Regions from separate parts of the Homo sapiens genome. Here regions 1 and 2 are each linked to region 3. A link is a loop called in an ENCODE intact Hi-C map of the cell type or tissue named here. Cell type or tissue: B cell. All regions are shown on one strand. Each heading gives the region's core, and the rest is flanking DNA. Links, peaks and the distances in the headings are about the cores only.

Region 1 (6,841 bases), core at 643-5,642, 280 kb after region 3:
CAGGCCACCACGCCTGGCTAATTTTGTGTATTTTTTTGTAGGGGTGGGGTTTCGCCTTGTTGCCCAAGGATTACAGGTGTCAACCACCGCATCCAGCCTGAATTTGTTTTTTTTTTCATGTACTTTGGCAGATTCGAAGTACTTTTTTGAGGGAAAAATGGAGTCTGCCCCATACATCTGCTTTATTTGTTAATACATGTGAGGTTGTAGGCAAATACCCTAAGTGCTATGTTCTGTGATAGTGGTATAACTAAATGTAACTTCAATGTGCCTTAGATATTAGATGCCATGGTATCAAAATTAATATCCTGTTATAAAAAATAGGGAAGCAAAAATGTTTGCATATGATACCTACCCTGGCTGCACATAGCAGATACTTAATATCCATATAATATTGAATAAAGCTGAAATTACCAGTTTCTTAACTATCCTTATGTCACTTTCTTGCAGTTTCTTCCATTTGGTATGCTATTTCTGACCTCATTTTTTGTTTTTCGCCAAAAAATTACCACATATTACTCATATTTTAATGAAATGCTTACCATGCCTAGATGTATTGTTCAGCCTTCTACTGTTAGAACTTCTTTCGTTAATTTAAAAGTATCTTTAGTTTTCTCAGTATTCATGTTTATCTTCAAAATGTCTATTGTTGTTGCTTATTAAATGAGTCAGAGCTCTTCACTGATACTCAGAGATCTCCTTAATCTTAACTGAAGATTACTGCTATTTTTATTTTCCTATTCCTTTGTGCCCTGTGAGCCAGTCAGACTGCTTTTTCCGCTATAGTCTAATTAATGTTCCCATGTTATGCTGCCTTTTGTGCCTTTGCTCTCACTTTTCTTATCCCTGGTATGTTCTTTCCTGTTGAAATATTGTAACTTTTTTTTTTGCCACCCTCTTCATAAATCTGATCTCTCCTTCTGAACTCCCATAGTATTTTGTACATCTCATGATATTTTTCATATTTTTATGTCTCCATCTTTTCCTACAAAATTGTAAGCTTTTTGAGAGCAGGTATGTTTTGTCCATCTTTCAGAATATGAAATAAGAAGCAAATTCCTGTCAGAACATATTCCACCTAAAATGGCCAACCATTCTTGTTTTCCCAGGATGGAGAGTTTCCTCAGACATGAGACTTTCCGTGCTTAAACCTGGACCGTTGGTCACTCTGATTCCACTTCATGATGTAGCCATCTTTTTTGCATATCAGTGCTTTACTGCAGGTTTTTTTTTTCTTTTTCTTTTTAAAGAATAAACACATAAAATGAACATGAAGGAAACAGTTTTTTGGGTTTTGGATTTGTTTTTTTTTTTTTTTTGTTTGTTTTTTTTTTCCAGACTGTTTGGCTGTCACCCAGGCTGGAATGCAGCCACGGTCTCAGCTCACTGCAACCTCCGCCTCCCAGGTTCAATTCTTGGGCCTCAGTCTCCTGAGTAGCTGGGACTACAGGTGTGTGTGAACATACCCGGCTAACTTTTGTATTTTTATTAGAGACAGGGTTTTGCCATGTTGGCCAGGCTGGTCTCAAACTCCTGGCCTCAAGTGATCCTCCTGCCTCAGCCTCCCAATGTGTTAGGATTACAGGCATGAGCCACTATGCCCAGCCAAACAAAAATTTTTTTTAATTAACAAAGCAAAATTACTTGTGCCTTTTAAGCAAATGTTTGGAAGATTATACTCATATGTAGAAATGTAAAGATCAGATTCAGATGATAAAAAAGGCCAAAATGTGGGAAAATTTTGACTAAAGTTGAAAAAGAATGATGTCCTTTTCACAAGCAGAGGGACTCTTCAGTAGGTTTGGTTTATGGTTAGTAGACACAGTTTTTTTTTAGAGTAGACCCTGTAAAAGAATGTGGAGTAAATGGTGGCAGTGGTTTGACCACAACAGTGGTGTCTATTGCTAGAGAAATTAAAAATAAGATATAAGATACTTAACTCTCCTTTTTACAAAAGGCTTCAGATAAAGAGGAAATGGGAGCAAATCCAGAGATTATAGGCACTGTATGGGCTAATGATTTTTTTAGAGATGATGCCTCACTATGTTGTCTAGGCTGGTCTGGAACTCCTGGCCCCAAGCAGTCCTCCCACTCAAGCAAGACTGAAGTAACTGGGACTATAGATGTGAGCTATCATGCCCAGTTGGCAGGCGATTTTTATATGTTATGGTTTATTGTACAATACAAGCTATTCACTGCGTGTTTTATTGTGAGAAGCTCACTAAGTTAGAAAGGTTTTCAGTTTTGTGCAGTATTTTTTTCTGTTCCTATTTCTATTTCTCATAAGCTGGGAAAAACATCATCAGAGTTCATTGGGTGACATCTTACATCTAAAACCTTAAAACTAAGTTGAGATTTATTATCACAAAATAAATTCCCCCATACCTCCACTGAACCCCCCACCACCCATGACTTGATGACTTCAATCATACTCATCCCGTTCCCCAGAGCGCCCTCACTTTCCAAGTGAACTCCCCTATTCCCTAATGATTTATATATCCACTGGTCTGGTTTAAGTATCCACTTAGGAAGCCTTGCCTGGTAGTTCTTTATAGATAGACAATTGTTCTCTTCTCTGCATCCACAGCAAGCACTTTATTCTGTAGACCCTGCTTCATTGTGAGCTAACACAGCGCAAACACTGTGAACATTTTAATTTATAAAACAGAGTGTCTTCTGGGCTTTAATATGTAGTTGTCACATTTGCTTTTCCTCAGATTTCTGGGCCACATAACCTCTGTCACAGTTAAAACTAATATCTCGGCTGGGTGCGGTGGCTCAAGCCTGTAATCCCAGCACTTTGGGAGGCCGAGGCAGGCGGCTCTTGAGGTCAAGAGTTTGAGACCAGCCTGGCCAATGTGGTGAAACCCCGTCTCTACTAAAAAATACAAAAATTAGCCAGGCATGGTGGCGTGTGCTCGTAGTCCCAGCTACTCAGGAGGTTGAGGCAGGAGAATCACTTGAACTTGGGAGGTGGAGGTTGCAGTGAGCTGAGATCGTGCCACTGCACTCCAGCCTGGGCAATACAGTAAGACTCTGTCTCAAAAAAACAAAAAAACTTAACATCTCTAATCTGGTCATTGAAATTGAGGTGTAAAGCAAATTAATGTTTTCTCGTTGCCTCTTGTATCCTCCTCTTCCCGTGTAAGAAATAATAAGGCCCAGTATAAGGTAGTGGAGTAGAGAGAATGGAATTGATTCCAGAAATACCAAGGTAGAATGAATCAGACTTGATAATGGAGTGAAGAGAGAAGAATCCATGACAACTCCCAGGTATACAGCTACCTATTAAAATAATATGCTATTGAAGTCCTTTAGGTGTCTTAAGCACTATAAACACCTAGATAGATATAATTTTAAAAAATAGCAAATTAACATTTACTGGCTACTTCCTATGTGTTACTCATTGTGCTACACATTTTGCATAGGGTAAGTTATTTCATTTGAATCTTTAAGAACTGTAAGAAGTAGATACTTTTATTTCCATTTTCAAATGAGGAAATGAGACACAGTTTAAAATAACGAGACCAAAGCCACTCAAGTAGAACTGATTCCAACCCAGACAATGGGATCTAAAGCCTATACTGAGTCAGTATGCATCCCTGTAGATTTTACTGCTAGTTCAGATGACAGGGAAAAAAGGACATTTTTTTAAGTCACATCTAGAGAATTGGGAGCAGGGAGGAGTTCTACACAAATACAGCCTATTTGGAAAGATCTGATAGAAACTAATAAGGTGATCTTGAGCCTATATTATTATTTTTTTTTTTACCTGTTTTTGAATTGTTGGTCTCTCCTTTTTTAAAAAATCACTTAACTATTTTGCTTATCTCTTGACTCGGCTGAGAAATCTATTAAACTGGTTCTTCTGCATTTGTCAGATTGTTGATAAATTGTTACCCTCTATTCTGTATTCTACCATACATGATCAAATACTGAACTGAAAAGGTAACTATAGAAATAAAGCTGGAAAAGCTAACCTTACGTTGCATGTCAAATTATATGTTGTTGAATATTTCAGGGAGAAAGTTGGTGTGATTAATTGAAAAAACTTGATTTACTAGCAGTATTAATCCATGAAAAGGGCAAGGGAATTTTTTTCTTTCTTGAGGTATTATAAATATGATCAGAATAGAGAAAATGCTATACACAGTTTGATAATCTACAAATTTTGCACTTTCTAGATTTAGAAATCTTGTTCACAGGAGATCTTTCTTGGCAGAATGAGTAAGATTGGAAACATTTTCCATGTGTCCTCATTATGAGAGAGGCAGACAACTCAAAGTAAATATGATAAGCAGTCTTCATTTTAGCAGCTTTCTATTTATTTTATAGTTCCTTGTTAGAAGTTTTATTTTTAAAAGAGGGTAGGAGAGGCAGTGTTTGGGCCCCTTATTTTTTCCTTCAAAAAGAATTTTTAAAGTCTGTCATTGTGTTAAACAGATTCATAACAGGTCCTTCTGACAGTTGAATTAGTTGATTTTATTTGGGAATGAGAAAAGGACACAGTTACCCTCTTTAGCTGTTAAAGTATTACTTTTGGAGTTGGAGATGGAAAGGAGAAATCAAGTATCTTCTCTTCCAGAAAGTGCAGTGGGAGAAGTAATGTTACCTGACTTCAGGAACCAGTATTTAAGGCCTCTTTTTTTGAGACAGAGTCACTCTGTCACCCAGGCTGGAGTGCAGTGGTGCGATCTCGGCTCACTGCAACCTCCGCCTCCTGGGTACAAGCAATTCTCCTGCCTTAGCCTCCCTAATAGCTGGGATTACAGGCGCCCGCCACCTCACCCAGCCAATTTTTGTATTTTGGTAGAGACGGGGTTTCACCATATTGGCCAGGCTGGTCTCGAACTCCTGACCTCAAGCAATCCACCCGCCTCGGCCTCCCAAAGTGCTGGGATTACAGGCATGAGCCAGCGTGCCTGGCCTACTTAGGCCTGTTTTTATAATTTAGGGTCACAGAATTTCAAACTGGGGTTAGGGGGTGAGTGTAGTAGTTAAACAACTTGAGATTGGAGAACTGCTTTTGCAAAATTTCCATTTTGGTTATACCCATGAAATTTTTTTTTTGTTACGAAGTCTTGCTCTGTAGCCCAGGCTTGAGTGCAGTGGCAAAATCTCTACTTACTGCAAATTCCGCCTCCTGGATTCAAGCGATTCTCCTGCCTCAGCTTCCTGAGTATCTGGGACTACAAGCGCCCGCCACCACATTCGAGTATTTTTTTTTTTTGTATTTTTAGTAGAGATGGGGCTTCACCATATTGGCCAGGCTGGTCGCAAACTCCTGACCTCAAGTGATCTGCCCGCCTTGGCCTCCCAAAGTCCTGGTATTACAGGCATGAGCCATGACAGTCAGCTATTTTTTTTGGCATATTTTAAGGGACAGAAATTATGCTTTTTAAATGTTGCTTATTGCTTTTCAAGGATTTGATTCTTATAAGCTACTTCTTCATTTATTAATGAGATTTAAGAAAGAAATCAGGTTACAAAGTTATGAGCAATTGTCTCTGGAACCCAGAAGTTGGTTTTAACACTAGAGTTTCTGCTGCAGGGCATTTTTACTGGACTGTGATTCCTAGAAGGCAAGTATAAGCACTGTTTTTTTGTTGTTTGTTTGTTTTAGAAACAAGTTCTTGCGTCACCCATGATAGAGTGCAGTAATGCAGTCATAGCTCACTGTAACCTCCAATTCGTGGGCTTAAGTGATCCTCCTACCTCATTCTTTTGAGCAGCTGGGACTCTAGGCATGTACCACCACACCCAGCTACTTTATAAATTTTTTGTAGAAGTGTGGTTTTGCTGTGTTGTCCAGAATAGTCTTGAGCAGTCTTCCCACCTCAGCCTCCCAAAATGCTGGGATTGTACAGGTAGGTGTGAGCCACCATGCCTATCCCTGCTGTTTTTTTTTGAGACGGAGTCTCTGTTCAAGCAATTCTCCTGCCTCAGCCTCCGGAGTAGCTGGGATTACAGGTGTGCACCATCATGCCCAGCTAATTTTTGTATTTTTAGTAGCGATGGGGTTTCACCATGTTGGCCAGGCTCATCTCGAACTCCTGACCTCAGGTGATCCACCCACCTCAGCCTCCCAATGTGCTGAGATTCCAGGCATGAGCCACCACACCCGGCCTGTCCCTACTTTTTTTAATGCCAAGATTTGTGTATTTCATCTTCAGTTGGGATTCATGGCATCTGTCAATAATTGATGTGAACTTAAATGGCAATTTACCTATAAAAAGATAACTTACTACTCTTCTTTTAAAAGTCTATATACTTCTGTCATTTGCTGGAAATGAATTATTAGTCTTTATTCAGCAAACATTTATAGACCAAATAGTGGGTACCAAAATAAGTACTACCCTGCAGCTGCTTGATGATGGTAATAACTAACATGTAAATCTTTAATAAACAGTGTACATTCTTAATCTGTCCATCAACTCGGTACAGTCAGTATTGTTGTCCGTATTTCACAGATTAAGACACCAGCCTAGAGGCCGAGTGCAGTGGCTCACGCCTGTAATCCCAGCACTTTGGGAGGCCCAGGCGGGTGGATCACCTTAGGTCAGGAGTTTAGGATAAGCCTGGCCATCATGGTGAAACCCCACCTCTACTAAAAATATAAAATTAGCCAGGTGTGGTGGCACGCACCTGTAATCCCAGCTGCTCGGGAGGCTGAGAGAGGAGAATCAGTTGAACCAGGGAGGCTGAGGTTGCAGTGAGCTGAGATCACACACCACTGCACTCCAGCCTGGGTGACAAGAGTAAAACTCCATCTCAAAAAAAAAAAAAAAAAAAAAAAAAAAAACAAGATGCCAGCCTAGAAATAAATGACCACCCCCCTGGT
Region 2 (6,841 bases), core at 1,236-6,235, 93 kb after region 3:
TTCTAGCACCATTTCAGTGTTTCCTCTCTCTAGTCCATAGAATTGATGGTATTTACTGCTCTAGTTTTCAAGGATGGCGTTTACTTCAGTAAGTAAATCAATTACTTCATTAAGAAAATCCTTAGAGCATCAGGGGGCTCAGCAGTAAGAAAGGGTTAACAGCCTCAGGAAGGGCTAAGCTCCCACACCGCAGGTGGTGTCAGAAGAACAGGAATAATGAGGCTGGGGAATGCCCACCCTCCGGAAGCTTTTCTGTACATCTAAATAGAGCAGAAAGTAAACGTTGACAAGAGGAAACTGTCAGGTAAATTAATTTGAAAAGTGCAGGTTTTGTTTTCTTTTCCTTTCAATGGGTGAGAATTCAAAGCATAAGGCAGGAGAACGAGTTAAAAATACTATGACTAGTATGACAGTAGCCAACTGATGCTTGCACAATAGAAAGGGCATCATGGGTTACACAAGAGGATTGTAAAAAATGTGCAAAAAAATAAGAGGACAGGGGCAGGAATGGCTGATCAAACACACTAACACCATGGGATCTTCAAAGGTTCAAAATATAACCACATTGTGACATTATAAAATAACTATATAGGATTCCAAAACATGAAGGTTTTTAAATAAAAGTATTTGTCCCTTAGGGTAAAGTCAGACATCCTTATCTTGGCTTGCATAGCCCTCTACAGTTTATCTCCCAAGCCTCATCCCTTCTACTGCCATGAACGACAACTTTGCAGAACCTCCTGAATTACTTTCATTTGTTGTCAGGCCCTCACTCTTTCTTCCAGGCCCTTACTTCTCTTCTCTGACACCTAAGTTCAGGCAGGGTCTCCTAGTTACACCTTCTGACAACTCTATGCTAATGTATTATCCTATAAATATTAAATAACATCTGTTTCCTGCTAGAATCTACTCTCCAAGGGCAGGGTCCATATCTGCTTTGTTTATTGCTATATTGTCAACTATGGTACAGTTATGAATAATTGAATGAATGCTGGTGGACATCTGGGTTCCAAACCGTCCAACTGAATGATATATAAGGCAACAATTGCTTCTTCAGTTTATGTATCAGTCAGGGTTTGACATGAAAAACAGAACCAGCAGAAAATTTTTGTTTGTTTGTTTTTGTTTTTTAATATATCCATTTATTTTTTACAAAGAATTATCTTACACAACTGTAGGAGCTGGCTAAGCAGGCCTGACATCCACAAGGCAGGTAATCAGAAAGGGAAAGCCATAAGCAGGCTAGACTACCACAAGGATGAGCTCAGTGATGAGGATGTCATGCAGAAGTCAGGGCTCTTTGTCATGGAGCTGTACACATACACTTAACCCAAGAGTCAGTGAAATTGGAAGTAGATACATCTGAAAAGTAAAGGAATTATAAACTAGCTGCTGCTTCACACCAACAAGGCAAATCAGCAGATCAGCAACAACATGAGTGTTTTTGTCCCAAAACGTAGAAAAGTTCTACAACTTTCCTTCTGCTCTACTACTTGGAATCTCCGACCTCAGGGAGAGTATAGATCAAGCTTATCCAAACCACTTTATTTTGTAGTTGTTGTTCTGTTTGTTTTTGTTTTAGGCTTTTAGCAACCTGAAGCCATAGTTTTTAGTTTCCGTCTCTAGTAATAAGCAGAAAAGAGGGATGAGGAAGGGGCTTTTCTGGCCCAATGAGAAACAGAAACTAAGAACCCATGACTGTACTCTCTCCCTTAGACACCCCTGGTCTAGACTCTCTTTTAAAAAGCTTTTAACTGATTAAGTCACATAGAATAATATCTCTTTTGACTAATTTAAAGTCAACTGATTAGGGACTTTACAGCTGCAAAATCCCTTCACAGCAGCACCTAGATTAGTGTTTCAATAATTAGGAGAAGGTACGTGCGTGCTACAAAATAGCTGCTGCCTCACTTCCATCTTCCAATTTTTGCAAGAGACTCTCCCTTGTAGACCACCCTAGTCAGAAACATACTAGAAAAGGAGCTCTGGGGGATGTGATTTATCCAAGCCAAAGCAGACACACCACGAAACCATCACAGGTCACATCATATAACTACCTCTTTAACCTTGAATGAAAGAAATTAATAAAAGAAACCAGTGATATTCAGAAGTAAGGGGAACCACTTTGTTATAGAAATAGTGCTGATTCTGCAGATGCAAAGGAAAAGAACAAATCTGGATAGGAGGGCAGAGCTAACAACCTTAGAGGAGCATGCTTCCAAGAAGTAGAGGAGGTATAGGGGAGCTCTCAGAGCAAACATGGAAGTGATAAGCATGTATTCCTATCAAAGATGGGGAAACTTCATTCCAAGACAAGCTGGAATGTTGGTGTTTACCAATAAACGCTTGTTAAATGAACTGATAAATCAATGAACCAATGAATAAATGCTGCCTTAAGCTTAAGCCCTGTGCTAAACTACAGAGGTATGGTGATATCTTAGTCTGTTCAGGCTACTATAACAAAATACCTTAAATGGGTAATTTATAAATAACAGAAATGTATTGCTTACAGTTCTGGAGAGTGGAAAGTCTAGGATCAAGGTAACAGCAGACTTGGTGTCTGGACTTGCTCTATGCTTCAAAACTGGTGCCTTCTTGTTATATTACCAAATGGCAGTAAGGGCAAGGCACCTCTTTTAAGAGGGCACTGTGATGGTTAATACTGAGTGTCAATTTGATTGGATTGAAGGATGCAAAGGATTAATCCTGGGTGTGTCTGTGAGGGTGTTGCCAAAGGAGATTAACATTTGAGTCAGTGGGCTGGGAAAGGTAGACCCACCCTTAATCTGGGTGGGCACCATCTAATCAGCTGCCAGTGTGGCCAGAATATAAAGCAGGCAGAAAAATGTGAAAAGGCTAGACTGACCTAGCCTCCCAGCCTAAATCTTTCTCCACTGCTGGATGTTTCCTGCCTTTGAACATTGAATTCCAAGTTCTTCAGCTTTGGCACTTGGACTGGCTTCCTCGTTCCTCAGCTTGCAGACAGCCTGGTATGGGACCTCATGATCGTATAAGTTAATACTACTTAACAAACTCATATATATATATATATATATATATATATATATATATATATGAATGTGTTTTATATATATATATATGAATGTGTTTTATATATATATATGAATGTGTTTTTTATATATATATATATATCCTATTACATATCCTTAACAAACTCATATATATATATATATATATATATATATATATATATGAGTTTGTTTTATATATATATATCCTATTAGTTCTGTCCCTCTAGAGAACCCTGACTAACACAGGCACTGATCCATGACTTAATCACTTCCCAAAAGGACTCACCTCTTCATACTATCACATTGGGTATTAGTTCCAACATATGAATTTGAGGGGGACACTAACATTTAGACAATAGCAGGTGGTAAAAAAGACACATTGTCCTCACCTTATGGAGGTTCCCTAAGGGTGGAAGGGATGGAAGATATACAAGGATTAAACAGTTCAAGCTACAGGACAAGGGTTGTCTTAAGAAAGATGGCTTGACTGAGAGAAAGCAAATTGGTGTTCTTCAGTCTTTTCATGGGTGCTAGATACTTCCTTGTTGCCATTTCTGCATTGCCAGAGCCACACACACACACACACAGAACACAATAGACTTTGTACAGCTTCCAGTGCAAAATTAGAAACCAGAGCTCAATATCTAGTTGACAGTGACAATATGGTTATTAGAAAAGCCTAAGTATGACATGTCTTGAATAATCAATGATTGAATCATGTGCCTTTAAGCTTAGCTTATGCCAAATGCCTCCAGGAAAGGTTATTTAAAAAAAAAAAAACTCAGAATGTGCTCACTGGCTTACAGTGATTGAGTTATGCTGTGGGCCATGGTAACTTCTCTGCAGTGCTCAAAATAGATGAAGGGCAGATCAGTCACCCTGGGGAATTTTATCTGCCTCATTTATGCATCCAGAGATGCTGCTTACATAAAGCCGAAATAAGCACAACCAAAAGGCACCAAGGAAGACGAATAAAAGGTGACGATTCAAATAGAAACCAAGAAAACAAGAAAGCAATCAACAGCAAAGATCAGGACCAGTCCCTGTTGTAAAGATCTGAGTAAGAATTCGGCCTGTGAAGATGGTACAGTACCTTTAACTTTCTGATATCTTCTAAGAGGCAGATTTAGAAACCTCTTCCTGGAGAAAGCCACAGCCTCCAGCTGTTCTTGTTCTACACATTCAGGCATGGACCCTTGCCACAGCCTCTCAAGGATTCACACTTCACACTGGCAGAGCACTCTCTCACTCCTCCTGGAGATACTGGCTCCTTCTTGACCTGCAGGCAGAGCACCAGAACCATGTAAAAATGTGACTCAGGCAACTCACAGATAAGCAAAGACCTCCAGGCAGAGCACCAGAAAGTCAATCAAGAACCATGCAAAAATGTGACTCAAGCAACTCAGAGTTAGGCAAAGAAACTGAAAGTTTCAAGAGTTCCCCTTGGCCAAGTTTACACCAAAACATTTTTATTATGCGAGTAGTTTTTAAAGGAAATCATTCATCATAAGTTTGCAGAAAAGGTCTGCTCCTTGTCTCCAGTTGCCTTGGAGATCGTCAAGGGGTGGCTGGAGGTGAATCTAAGAGACTGGAAATTCAGTTCATGGTCAAATCCATCAGTGTTTTAAAACATTCTAAAAAACCCAACAGCACCATCTGTAAGGACTGCATCATTTGCGAAATTTCTTGCTAAATCAGCTGGCCAAATGCAAAGCCAATTGCTTTGGCTTCCGTACAACACCATGCTGCAGCCAGGAAGTATTTTAAGTGGATAATGAGTAGTCTCTTCTCTCAATGAATACGTTCAAATAACATCGACTGCCTGTAATATGCAAAGTTCCTAGTCAAGGCTGCCTTAGGAATTCCTGCCCCTTAACTTAACGCTTTAATCTTTATCAGGGAAAATATCCCTCTTCTCTAGTGATGTTTAAGAAATCAATTCCCTGGCAATGGCCCAATACACTTTCCAGCTCATACACAGACATGTAAAACTGCACACACAGAGAAACACCCAAATGCACACCATTCGTACTAGTTCTGAGATATGCAAGGCTTACACCCTGCATCCAAGAATGGCTGCCAAGTTTTTCCTTTATTTAGTTATAATACCTCCTCTAAAATTATTTGGGGACCCAAAATGGCCTTTTTGTGTGAGGAAACACACATAAGAAATACCTCTCTGCCTTTTTCCCTTGAAAAATATAGTTATCTATGGAAAATCTGTGTGCTCTCTCTCTTTGTCTCTCAGATAAAAGTGGCAAAGCAGATGGAAGCTCCTTCTGTGAAGAAATCAAATTCTATACTCCTTATATCCAACCTCCATTACTCTATTTTTGTCATTTAAGTTATATAGTAGATATGTAATAAATGCTTCATTATTTCACTTATTAAGTTGGCTTCTCCCTCAAGGTACTTTAGAACTTTGGTACCCAACAGCAGCTCTGGGATCATGAGCTTATCAGAAATGCAGACACTCTGGTCCCATCCTAGCCCCCCCTCGAATCAGAATCTGCATTTTAACAAGATTTCTAGGAGATGTGTAAGCACATTAAGGTTTGAGAAGCACTGTTTTGGGACACACCTTGATTCTCTTTTTTTTTTTTTTTTTTTTAGTTTTGGTTTCTTTTTTTAGACTTAGGGAATACAAGTACAGTTTTGTTACATGGATATATTGTGTAGTGGTGAAGTCTGGGCTCTTTGTGTACCCATCACCCAAATACTGTACATTGCACCCAACAGGTAATTTCTCATCCCTCATCCCCACTCCCACCCCACCCTCTTATCTTTTGGAGTTTCCAATATCTATTATTCCACTCTGTATGTTCATTACACCTTGATTTTTACACTGTTACTGTTAGTCTAGTAAGTTCTCTCACTCCGCAAAGATCATGTCTTGCCATGGGGGACACTTTTCTAGAGGATAGTAATTATGAGCTGATGCTTTTGGGCACTAACCATGTGCCAGGAGTGGAGAGGGCACATAGTTAACATGAGAAAGATTTACTCAGTTAGTAAAAGGTGGAGGCAAGTTGGAACTCAATCTGGCATCTGGGTCCATGTTTTCCAGGTGCTGCTTCCCTTATTGGGCCCCTGCAGGGTGCAGAACGGTCCTACTTTCTGCAAGGTGTTTGACGTCCCTGTCTACCACACACTATAACTGCATGATACCTTCAGAATCCTGACAACCTAAGGACTGCCCCCACATTTCCAGACACCCATGTGAGTGGTGCTGATCACACTAAGAACCACAGTGTCTTGTGTTCATGCAGTAATTTTGAGAAATTAGTTTCCTGTGATTTGTTTCTTTCTTCCAGTGTTTAACCAAATAATAAAAATCCTTTAACGTTTTACATGTTATTTTTCACTTCAATAGAAGGCTATCACTATTGAGGGCCTGCTCTATGCAGACTAAAAGATAAGTAAGCTCCTTGCCTCTAGCCACTGACAATCTGGTTAGAGAAATAAGGCCTTAGTAGATGCAATAGCTAAGAAACAATTCAAGACACTATAAGATTAAGTCCAGAAATGACCAGAAAGACCTAGATTTATATTCTGGCTTTGTGCCACTTACTAGTGTGAGCCCAGTGACATTCTGTAAGCCTCTCTTTCCCTACCTGTAAAACGGGGGTATCATTAAACAATGCACATAAATTGCCACCACAGTATGTAAAGCATGAGATATACTTAATAAATGTTAGCCATATCCACCAATCACCACCCTCTCTGAATCAGGAAGAAATAGGACAAAAATGGGATACAGAGAGGATGTGCGTAAGAGAATAGACAGCATTCTGGGCAGGAGGCACAGC
Region 3 (6,841 bases), core at 1,208-6,207:
GGGCTGGCATCAGTCATCTGTCACCTGCATAGGCTGGGGTTCAGCAGTGCACAGCAATGACTTATTTCATCTTCAGGTTTGTATTTGGTGTGAGAACCTGCAGGGAGAGGGAGATCATTTGGCAAGGGCAGGGAGGGGCATATAAGCATCGGGAGGTGAGCCAGAGTCAGAAGTCAGCTCAGAGGCCTTCACATCCAGCCCAGATCAGGAGCTAAGTAAAGGTGGCACCTTCAGTACTGGGTCCTCTGAACTGGGGGCCATCCAGGACTTCATGAGACATCCAGGCCCACTTTAACTGGGCCCTTAACTGGAGTTAGAGCCACACTAGGTACACAGATTCTAAAGACAGGGATACTTGTACCCAGGGTACCCACTTCACAGCCACACTCCCAGTTCTTTCTCCCTGTCCAAGAGGCTTAACTAGTCACTCCTACTGTACTGCAGTGCTTCTCACACTCACAGCCACTCGGCGGGAATATGTCAGGAGCTTAAACACTCAGCCTCCTGCTAGGAAAGAGAAACTAATGTCAGAGAAAATGTTTAAAAGGAGAGCATTTGAAGGATGGGGAAACCATTAAATTAGAGCATGCTTTTTTTCCCATTTTTCATTTTAAGTGACTCAAAAGTAGGGGAGGAAAAGGGAGAGACAATTCAACACTGCAGAAATGACCACTGACAGCTATAAACAAATGTCTGAATGTTCTCTTCTAGGCAAGATAGTACTACTTTCTGTTACACAGCGTGAGATCTCATTATGTTCTTTTGATAACTGAACACTACACTACTGGTAACATGGAAAACTTATTAAAAATATTCATTAGAGAATTAATATGCTTCATTTCTTCCGATTAAGTGTTGTAATAAAGATATCTTGTCTTTATGTGCCAAATATCTCTCAAAAGAATGAAGAATATCAGAGTTTTAAAAATCTGATTGAATTCATTTACAAACTGTTAACTACTAGAAACAACCTGGCATAATATCCACCTGATTCCTCATAGATGGGTAACTAGTATTATTGATTTGATTTCACTCATCCTCAGGGATTAGAGCAATCTACTTATGGTGACTTCTTGCTTGCTTGCTTTTCTTTTTCTTTCTTTCTTTCTTTTTTTTTTTTTTTGACAGTCTTCCTCTGTTACCCAGGCTGGAGTGCAGTGACAGTCATAGCTCACTGTATCCTCAAAATCATGAGCTCAAGTGACCCTCCTGCTTGAGCCTCTCAAGTAGCTAGGACTACAGGCATGCACTACCTTGCCCAGCTGATTTAAAAAAAAAAAAAATTTGTGAGACAGGGTGTTGCTATGTTGCCCAGGCTGGTCTTGAGCTCCTGGCCTCAAGTGGTCCTCCTGCCTAGGCCTCCCAAAGTGTTGGGATTATAGGTGGGAGCCACTGTGTCCAGCCAACTTCTTAATAACTGAAGCAAAACACTACATAGATGTTGAAACTTCAGTAATAAAGTTGATAACATCAAGTTGCCTTGGCTTCTCCATGTAGACATTAATAGGGATAAAGAACAACTTGTTGAATCAACAAAGATTATCCCAAACACAGGAGGAAAGGAAGAGCAAGGTAAAAGAGAACAAATGAATGGAAAGCTATGTGTCCAGAATCACAGGAATGAATACAGGATAATAAAAGAGAAGAAAGATGTAGGTGAAGGGACAGGGACATATTCAAGGAAAAGCTTAGTAGTAAAGGCATTTACAAACCAGTGAGGGAACTTAAAGATGACCAGAAAAGGGAGCTAAGCATTTTTGTGGCAGCATCTGGAACTGCCTGGAGGATGGAGAAAGGCCCCAGAGAAAAAAGTGACATATATCATGGGTTTCCATGGTGATGATGACAGTGTCACTATCAGAGCATTATGACTTCAGAATAGAAATGAGGATATAATAATAGCATACACTAACATCTCCCTTTTAAATCCCTCCCAAAGCTCTTAGTATTTACTCATTAATTTTCACAACACCTATGAATTAGGGAGTATTACCTATTTTAGAGATCAAAAAATCAGAAACAATTGAAATGGCCACAATGCCTGAAAAAGTATATTGCTGCTAATCTCTCACCCTGCACTATAAACTTGTGGGATAATTGACATAAAGACTATTTCACTGGTGCTTATGCTAAGTAATATGATGAGTTTTTTGAGCTAACCATTTTTGGGAAATGTACGTTGGACCACTGGAGAAAAAACTTTCTAACAAGTGTTCTTAGATTTCTTCTTAATTATAAAACATGAGAAAACAGAAATTTCAGCCTTTTCAACAGCTGAGCATTGTTTTCCAAATGTTTTGCATCAAAGATTACCTGTCTGTCTTCCCCATGGGTTGCTTTTATTGCAACTGGCATTCTTTCAGGCTTTTTAATTTTTTTTCTGGGCTTTGTTTCACTTTACTCTTCTTCCCCCCTCTTCCCCCTACTTCATTCATCTGTTCCATTAACCCCCCTTCAAACACACCCTCAAAACCAGGGATGGGGCCTATGACTATATCACTATAAAATTCTTATTACTACTCATTCTTAGAATGATTAGGACACTCATTAACCTGGAGAGGAAATTCATATTACAGTTGAAGAAGTTTTGGAATCGGACAAGCTGGGTTCTAATCCTGCCTCTGACACCTGCCAGCAAAGTGACCTTAGACCAACTACTTCTCTGATCTTAGTTTTCTCCATCTGTAAAGTAAAATTATATTTGTATGTATTTCCCAGGGTTGCTGTGAGGATAAAATTGGATAATGTATATAGAGCATTTAGCAAGAGTTATTCCTGAGGCTATGAAAACGCAGGCTTCCCTATCTAGGTAGCTCTCCTTCCACTTTCTCATACCCTATTTTGCAATCCCCAACTTGACTCTAAAGCCTTTTAACACTAATCTCCTTTCAAGGGTCTCTCTCTGTTCCCATCTTGAAGACAAAGAGCAAGAATGCTCAGAAAAGCTATGTTCACATTCAGTATCTATTGGGACCTCAGGAAGTGGCTGAGGGACTATAAATCCAGAGAACAAAATTTTACTGTGTTTCCTCCTTCCAAACCATGTGATCTTGGGTAAGCTGCTTCTCAGATCCTCAAGTTTCTTCTGTAAAATGGCATCACAATGCCTACCTCATAGAAAATTTTTTTTTGAGACAAGTTTCGCTCGTTGCCTAGGCTGCAGTGCAATGGCACAATTTCAGCTCACTGCAACCTCTGTCTCCCAGGTTCAAGTGATTCTCCTGCCTCAGCCTCCCAAGTAGCTGGGATTACAGGCATGCACCAACACACCTGGCTAATTTTGTATTTTTAGTAGAGACGGGGGTTTTTCCATGTTAGTCAGGCTGGTCTTGAACTCCCAACCTCAGGTGATCTGCCTGCCTTGGCCTCCCAAAGTGCTGGGATTACAGGCATGAGCCACTGCTCCCGGCCTTTACAGAGATCTTATGAAAGTTAAAAGTACTTATGAATGTAAAAATGGCTTATACAGGAGCATAACACACAATCAATGTTCAATAAAGTGTGACCTGAACGTGACTGTGAATTAAAAATATTTCCTATCATTCTCACTTTCCTAGAATTTAACAGTAATGAAGTAAATTCTGGTATATCCTGTGATGCAGTTACTAAAATCCTAGAGTAGAACATTATTAACATGGGGAAAATGCTCATGATCTATTACTAAGTGAATAGTATTTTATATTATTTTTGTTTTTTAAAAAACACTCAACACATACACACACACACACAGACACAAAAAGGGTTTTTACCAAACTTTTCTGTACTAAGCATTTATCCTTTTCTATTTAGGGACAGAAAGTTAAAATAGAAATTTTAAAAGGAGCTATGGCAAAAAAAAAAAAAAAAGTATTGTATGGTGGGTCCATCAAGCATGACAATGGAAGGAAGGCACTAAAAGCAGTGGGGAGTGTGGAGAGGGTAAGGAGAAGCCAAGAGTGGGGGAAGGGAGAGGGAGAAAACAGGTCAGAGTGAGGACGAGGTAAGTCAGGGCTCAGAGTCAGAGGAGCCTTGTCTTCCATGCGTTTGTTGCTGGGATTGCCAAAATGCCTGCGGAGATACAGGGTCGCGTCTCAGCCATGCAGGCCACAAACATTCAAAGTTCACTGGGGGAACTGGGAGCCGGAGGAATTCTGAGCCCAGGGGGCTTTAGATGCCCTGATTTTTCTGTCTCAGATCCACAGAAAGGGTGATTTACTTGCCTGCTTACGCAAAAGCTAACAGATGACCTAGATGGCCTCCCATGTGGCTTTCAAGTCTAGGAGACTGATTTACTAGGGTTTTGATTTATTCTCCTCCAATGAGCAAGAAACCAAAAGCTATCACCGCTAGGTGGCATGCCCCAAATACTATTAAACTTTGAAACTGGCAGAAAAGTTGGTATCTCAGGGAATCACACACACTCTATAAGTCAAAAGCACTGCTAGAGGCAACAAGATGATCATAGAAGATTTTCAGTTTCTCACTGTTAAAAACAAAAATCATCAAGCAAAACCACTGTAACAATAACAAACACTCCTTTCCCAAATAATATATTAAATGCGTTTCTCATGGACACATCCTGGAATCCCCCTGGGAAACATGGCCCCCATACCCCTATCAGTGCCTATAACAATCTCCTCCTTTCCCAACCAAAATAAACAAGTGTCCCCTATCATATGCCAAAAGCAGAAGTAGGTCTCTGATGTCATCAAAGAATAATGTACAACCACAGATACAAGATTTGCATGAGCTGAAGTAGGACAAGAAATTCCCCACACAGGATCTATTATGGTCGAGAAAGGACAAGAATGGGACCCAGGCCAGAAAGAATATACTTCTTTTGACCTAATAATCTTCTCTTTCTAAATATCACTGCCACTGTCAGGATCTCTATATTAAGCTAGAGCTGTTAGTCATTTACACCTTAATGTGGATTACTTTTCTCTGCTGTCTTTTCTCCGGAACGTTACATGTCATTGGTTATTCTACAAGAATAAAATTTTAGTTGAATGGCTAAAAAGAGGAATGATTTTAGAGCACATGAAAGGAGTACCCAGAAAGGACAGGACAGGGTAGGGCCTTGAACTTGAGGACTCTGCATATGGCTGCAGAGGGTCACCAAGCTCTTGGCATTTTTGAATGAGGAGAGGAGAGTGTAGATGGAGAAATAATTAAAGGGAAGTGCTGAAAGAAAGGGATGTGGCAAGACACATTTTGCATAATTCATAGATTTGCCTAGGACTATCTGGATGCCTAGTGATGAAATGTGAAGAAATACAGACAATTTGGTATTTTCCAACTATGTAACTCTAACAGGAAATTCCCTGTATTGTCCTATATTTAAATAAATTAAATATATGAGATGTGACAATAAATACAAGGGCAGATTTTTTTAAGCAAACACACATGTATAGACACACAAATGAGTTATTATCCCTTTCAAAGTATTCACCCATTTTAATAATGCAAACCATTTTGGAAGCTCCTCTTTTAAAATTGACACATATCTTTTGAAAACCCAGTGCTAACACAACAGCATTCTTTCTGAAAGTGGATTTCATTTGTTGAAAGAGTCAAAAGTTGGCTGGGTGTAGTGGCTCACCCCTTTAATCCCAACACTATGGGAAGTAAAGGCAGGAGATAGCTCGAAGCCAGGAGTTCAAGATCAGCCTTGGCAACATAGCGAGACCCTATCTCCACAAAAAAAAAAAAAAAAAAAAAAAAAAGGCACTGGCCTGGTGCGGTGGCTCACACCTGTAATCCCAGCACTTTGGGAGGCTGAAGTGGAAGGATTGCTTGAAGCCAGAAGTTCAACACCAGCCTGGGCAATACAGTGGGACCCCATCTCAATAAAAAATATAAAATTTTGAAAAAGTCATTTGGAGCTAAATTTGGCAAACAGAAAGGATGATCAATAAGAATGTTCCATTTTTGGTCAAAACTGAAGCACGACTCAGAAGTATGTGCTCTAGTATCACACTGGGCCACAATCCTTCTTCCACCATTTTATTAGCTCTGTGAACATAAGCAAGTTATGAAATCATTATTTGCCTCGGTTCTCTCATCTATAAAATGCAAATGATAATAATACCTACCTGATAATGTTGCTACGAGATTAAATGACATAATGCATACAAAATACTTACATGGTACTGTAAGTATACGTGGTAAGTAAGTATACACGGTACTGTATAGGGGCAAATGCCAAATAAATAGTAATAATGTTAGTAGTGGCAACAGCAATAATAGTAGAAGTGGCAGCAGCCACAGTAATATGTGGCTTGTAAACCTAAGGAGGCAATTTTTAAAATATGTAGCCTCCCAACTAGCAACTTTCAATAACTGCACCAATTTGCATGTGTATTCTGACATATTTTTAATCTTGTTTTTTTGTTTCTTAACCCATTCTTATTTAAACTCAGATGGCACATATTTTCCAAAGAGTTCCCTCCAGTCAGTGAAGAATATTCAGAGAGGCAGCTTCTGTACCAGTGGTTTAAAATTATTGTACCAATACATTAGAATTCATGAAGATGCTCTATTATCTAGACATGTCAAATTATATGTCTTGTTAATTCACAATAAAGATGTATCAAGCAAATGCCGATCATTTTCTAAAAACTGCTAAAACAGATTAAATCAGTCACTGACTAAAATAGATCTACTCAATCAATATATAATTATTGACCATAAATTTTGGGCTGTATGGTCTGGTCTCTGGGGTAACAACCAGAGATATACGGATGAACCAAACAGATATAGCAGACCAACAGGAAGTTCTTGGATTCTCGAAACTACTTCCAGCTAAGGGACACACACACACAAATACATAGGGCACCTCTGGAAGAACACTCAATACACT

The links. Peaks named below come from ENCODE experiments on the same cell type or tissue, not always from the same donor. Only the 100,000 strongest peaks of a DNase experiment are listed, where the experiment ranks them.
Region 1: it touches region 3 in a loop (7-fold over the local background); 4 of 110 quality-filtered maps call a loop at or near these places.
Region 2: a loop joins it to region 3, with 5 times the contacts of the local background. A loop is called at or near these places in 20 of 110 quality-filtered maps.

Annotation. Positions count from the first base shown.
Region 1 is chr12:68,630,827-68,637,667 of GRCh38, forward strand. The region is part of intron 1 of RAP1B (RAP1B, member of RAS oncogene family); the gene reads left to right. Among named protein-coding and RNA genes, the nearest start is that of SNORA70G, 6.9 kb to the left of the region's middle. RefSeq lists an enhancer at 5,626-5,745. In B cell, for the core only: no CTCF peak of the experiment used is centred there; a DNase peak (open chromatin) is centred at 3,495; H3K4me3 peaks cover 738 bases; H3K27ac peaks cover 3,812 bases.
Region 2 is chr12:68,447,242-68,454,082 of GRCh38, forward strand. It overlaps LINC02384 (long intergenic non-protein coding RNA 2384), which reads right to left and starts at 4,243. Exons shown (of 4, transcript NR_120458.1): 1 at 4,126-4,243. RefSeq lists a silencer at 28-322 and enhancers at 4,102-4,431, 4,492-4,631. In B cell, for the core only: no CTCF peak of the experiment used is centred there; DNase peaks (open chromatin) are centred at 3,520 and 4,300; H3K4me3 peaks cover 1,619 bases; H3K27ac peaks cover 3,273 bases.
Region 3 is chr12:68,354,690-68,361,530 of GRCh38, forward strand. No RefSeq gene overlaps it. Among named protein-coding and RNA genes, the nearest start is that of MDM1, 26 kb to the left of the region's middle. RefSeq lists an enhancer at 3,575-4,086. In B cell, for the core only: a CTCF peak has its summit at 4,316 (motif pointing right); DNase peaks (open chromatin) are centred at 4,382 and 4,662; H3K4me3 peaks cover 392 bases; H3K27ac peaks cover 2,378 bases.